Regions from separate parts of the Homo sapiens genome. Here region 2 is linked to region 1. The links are chromatin loops, found by intact Hi-C in ENCODE. Cell type or tissue: IMR-90. All regions are shown on one strand.

Region 1 (2,500 bases):
ATGAGTTGCTCTTTGAGGAATCTCTATTATACATAAGCTTAAGGAGATGCTCAAATACACTGGGTGCCCAATTTTCTGAACTCTTTGTGGCTGTAAAGGTGAAAACTGGAATTTGTGTTTAGCAAAGCCTCTCATGCAGTAAGAAAGTAAAAACATTCTTCTTGAGGAAACACTGGACAAATGGAAATACCTAAAGGCGGGGGCTTCAGACTGAGATGATAAACATACTGTTTGACAATAAAAGACTTGCAATAATAGGTCATTGTGTTTATTTCTGCAAAAATAATATTCGTTGCCTGATTTTTTAAACTTCCTCTAATGGAGAGAGAGACAGAAGACTAGAACGTTGGTCTCTGGGGAGTGACCACGGTTACCATAAACAGTGGTGCAGGGAGTGCCCTGCAAAATGTGCCTGCTAAGAGGACAACTGGGGAGAGAAATACAGTAACCTCCATTAGAATATGAGTTCCATGTAAGGTAAGGGTCTTGAGATCTTGGTTTCTTTCATATCCCCAATGTCTAAAACAGTACTTAATGCATAGAAATTGATCAAAAAGTGTTTATTAATTGAATGAATAAAGAAAAAAAAACCATGATCTCAGCAATATGGTATTGGAGTGGAGGATCAGGAAGAAGGCACCCAGGAGGCTACTCCTCCCAGGAAGAGGCAAGGCCACTACTAGGGTATTCACGTCTCAGATCTAGTTTTAAATTTTTCCTATCTCATAGTTAGGAGATGACCAGACATGGCCAGCGTGGAGTGGTTCAGGACGAGAGCTGGGAAGAGTGGCAGACACTGCTGGGTACTCAGCAGCCCAGCTCCCCTTTTCCTTACCAGCCATATTCATATTTTGTTTTAGATGGGAGTGCACTTTGCTATAATCCTTGCCTTCCCAGGCTTCAGAAAATGCACTGACACTCATTTCAGGTCACTGAGATATAATTAAAACTTGGCTAGGAATTTCTGGGAAAGTTTCACTTTTCTGCTTCAGGGGTTCCCCCTTGGTCCTTTGCCCCTTATTCTTTCTGCTGAGAGTAAGGACATGAGCCTGGAAAAAGGGCAGCCATTCTGTGACCATGAGGCAACAAGCATGAGGCAAAAAGTCACATGTTAAGGATAGAGGAAAAAAATGTTGATAGGACATGGAGCTCCTAAGACTTTACAGAGCCCTCGTACTGCTCATGTCCAGACTTTGAATACATGAGAAAATCACCCCTCCTCCTGTTTGGTTAAACCACAGCAGTTGAGTTTCTGTTACATGCAGCTGGACCTAATTTCTAACTGACACAATAAGCAACCACCAGGAATGTAAACTCTACTGGGATGCTTAGAAATACTTGAGCAGGATGCAGGACTTCTTGTATCCAAAACGGAGACTTGGACTAAGACTGATGGACTTCCAAGGACACAGTGGCTCCTCAGGAGGTTGGAGAACTTGGGTTACAAAGTAAAGAATTTTACAACAGTGAAGCCTTTGGAGTTACTGAAATATACTATGAAGGCAGCCTACAGATTCTAAAGTATGTGTTTTGGGAATTTCCGTTCTGACAACAGCAGAAATGACCCCTTAGTTGAACAATGCCTGAAAGAGCCATCTGTCTAGAACTGCAACAAGCTTGAGCTGCAGTTCTCATACCAGTTTGAGAACTTCACATTCTTTCTGTTGCCTAATACCACTGAGTCGAAATGACCCAATTTACTTTGAATGGTTGCTGTTAATTTGATCTCCAAATTACTGGTTGGTAATTTTAGTGTCCATGATCTGAAAGTACCCTGTGATTGTAAGGAGGAACAGTTGATATAATCACTATCATCAAAATAACAACCTCATTTCACATGCTAACACCTTGAGTTTGTTGACATTGTTGGTAACTGTGGTACACATCTATTCTGCTTTACACAATACTGGTGTGAATTAGTGTCCTGGAGAACTGTGGGCTCTTTGAAGTATATTTGGAGACTACCCTTAGCATCCATGCAGCTAGAAACAACAGAAAGGTGTTGATTGGTAGATATATTTTTAGTCAGATTACTTCAGCCCCAAACAGAAAGTGCTTAAGGCAGTAAGTACTGAGGTACATCTGATTAGGGCTCATAAACTTTATTCAGAACTACTTCTATAGCTAAGTGGCTGGTGTGACATGGTGTGTCTACATGTATGTGTGTTTTGGTGAATGCCTTTAGGTGATCCACTCTCATATTTAAAAAAATAGATTCCCACTTTTATCCTATAGGGCTTCAAAATTTACTTAAAAAATAGCTTTTTGCATTCACCACAGCTATGTGAGCTAGTTAGATGTCTTAAGCAAAATACCTCCACCCCTTTCAAATGAACAAACTAAAAGTAAGCTTTGATATGAGGCCGGTTCTCAATTATTTCTGAGAAAGGTCAACAACTTAGATATTATATTCAGATGTACAAAAGTAAACACAGATTTTCTCTTTCACATTTCATCTTGTTTGGGAGCTCTTCATTTCTAAAGACAGCAAAGAAAAGTT
Region 2 (2,500 bases), 180 kb after region 1:
GCCCTCTCCACTTGGCGTGCACACAGACACACACACACACACGGGTTCCTGAGTCCCAACAGTTCACTTCTTTTCTCAACCTGTGCTGTTTGCTTTGCTCACACTGAGCCCAACATTTGAACTGCTCTTCCCACGAAGGGCAAGGAAGTCGGGTGGATGGGTGTCACCTTCACCAGCCCCTCAAGGCAAGTCCATTTGTTGAGCTCTAAAGACGCATCTTACATTGCAGTTTCCCATGTCTGAAACTTGGGAGTTGGATTTATAACAGGACCTCCTGTGACTGCAACCACTTGGAAAGGCATGATGGGAAACTGGGCTTTCCAGTTTAGCCTTGGAGCCAAGGACAGGTGCAGGACGGCTTATTACTGTTCCAGGACAGAACTTGGGACCCAGTAGCTCCTTTGGCCCCAGCCTCTCGGTCCTGCACTGTGGTGTGGCCCTCAGCCCTCCCGATAGTGAGGACTGCACCCCCACCCTGTTCCCTTCATGCCTCAGGCCTTCCAAGTTCCGACCCTGCAATTGGATGACTCTGTCTGCCTCACCTGTTTCCATGCGTTGTATTTCCAACCAGGCTAGTAAATTAACAGTCTCCTAGGAGATCTCTTTTTCTGACTCTCTTCTTGCATTTCTACTTCCCGGATCCTGCATCGGATCCTACATGGCTCTATAGCAATCCCATAAAACCCAGCATTTAATCTTGGTCTAGTTCCTTCTATTGTCTTCAACTCCATGCTTCCACTTGAAGAGAAGCTAACGCAGCAGTAATTTTCAGCCTTGACTGTGAAAAAGAATCACCTGAGAGATTTCTGACTCAGTAATCTATGGGTAGGGCACTAGGATTTGCACTTCCAGCATGTACCTCGGGGACCGCCAGGACCTCTTTAAGAAACCCAGTAGGTAGGCAGTCTGGGCACTTCCTATCACCCTTCACCCTAACTGGGCCCTGTTAATGCTAGAGATACTCTTTCTCCTAATTACTCACAATGACTATTCAGCAGACATCCTTAGGAAACTCTAGGCCTCTAAGCCGACAATTGCTCTCACCAGAACCACTGCCCTCAGCTGGCCCAGTCAGGAACCACAGCTCTAAGACACACTCCCTGCTCTTTACCCCAATTACCTTCTTGCCCTAAAACAGATTTATCTTTGAACTGTGTATTTTTGCACTCAGAAAAATAGACATTATTATGCTGCCTGCTCACACTCTGTTTATTCACACCAATGTAATTTTTATTAAAATAATGTTTGCATATATCATTTGTAAATGTGTTTTAGATAGTAGGCATACTTTGAAATCTCTTTCCATCACCCAACTTGTAGAAAATAATTTCACTAACACCCAGCTAATCAATATTTCTTCTTCAAAAACATAATAAAATGAAATTTGGCTTGACATCTATGAAGCTGGTACAAATTAGTGAGAATTACCACCACCTGGCAGAAAAGTGGCTAATAGACATGGTGGAAGGTGTCCTGGCCATTTATAAGCAGAGTCTGGTGGAGGCGGCCACATAGAACCAAGTCCAGTGGAGGCAGATGATGGCTGGTTTGGGAGGGGTGCTGGGAGACTGTTTTCCTCCAGCCCTTGGGACACGGGCATGCTTGTCTTCACTTCTGAGGATGTCAGCAGCTGCTTTGGCCGAGAGTACAAGTGGTCTTACGTACAAAGCTTTTTTTTTTTTTTTTTTTCCCCACAGAGCCTTGAAAGAAATCAGAAGAGATTCTGAGGAGGTAGCTAAGGAATCCCAGATCACCTAAGAGTTTGGAAAGAAGAAAGAGGGCATGGCACACCCAGGGGAATGACGCCTCTGCACCCCAGCCTGGCCTCACAAGCACTGTAGTGGTTATATACGAGGCTCTGGGGGCTTTCTGCTGGAATCCTCCTCCTGCTCTGCCATGACCAGTTGTGATTCTGGGCAATTTACTTAGTCTCTGTCAGCCTTCCCCATCCACTGGAGGAGAGATAGTTTTAACTCATGTCACTGTGATAACTGCACTGATGACATCAGGTATTTGACACAAAGTAAGCATTCAATAAACATGCCTTTTTTTTGTTGTGGTAAAATAGACATAATAAAATTTATAATTTTGGCCATTTTTAAGGGTATGGTTCAGTGGCATTAAGTACATTCACATTGCTGTGCAACCATCACTACCCTCCATCTCCAGAACATTTTCATCATCTCCAACTGAAACTTTATTCTTTTTTTCAATCCATTAGCTGGATTTAGTCACGTTTATAAATTTCTTTATATGGTGTCTAACACGTTAACTATAACATCAGGAAACACAGGATCCCATTTTAGCTTTTGGATTTTATTTTTGAGCAATTTATTTGTAGGGATTGATATTACATTGCTTTTACTTTTTCTTAGAGGTCTTCCAAATAACAAGAGAAAATTTACTATTTAAAAAATAGAATAAAAGTCAATCTTGCAATTTTTGTAAATCCAAGCTATATTATGGAATCTTAGTGATTTTCTTTTTCTTATATCTTGAA

The links. Hi-C counts contacts between places; a loop is a spot of excess contacts. Peaks named below come from ENCODE experiments on the same cell type or tissue, not always from the same donor. Only the 100,000 strongest peaks of a DNase experiment are listed, where the experiment ranks them.
Region 2: it touches region 1 in a loop (1.9-fold over the local background); 3 of 110 quality-filtered maps call a loop at or near these places.

Annotation. Positions count from the first base shown.
Region 1 is chr5:68,483,262-68,485,761 of GRCh38, forward strand. All of the region lies in intron 3 of LOC105379013 (a long non-coding RNA gene), which reads right to left. It overlaps LOC105379012 (a long non-coding RNA gene), which reads left to right and starts at 176. Exons shown (of 4, transcript XR_948411.3): 1 at 176-477. In IMR-90, no CTCF peak of the experiment used is centred here; DNase peaks (open chromatin) are centred at 1,240 and 1,560; H3K27ac peaks cover 1,061 bases.
Region 2 is chr5:68,660,375-68,662,874 of GRCh38, forward strand. All of the region lies in intron 2 of LOC105379013 (a long non-coding RNA gene), which reads right to left. Among named protein-coding and RNA genes, the nearest start is that of LINC02198, 370 kb to the right of the region's middle. In IMR-90, a CTCF peak has its summit at 1,072 (motif pointing left); no DNase peak of the experiment used is centred here.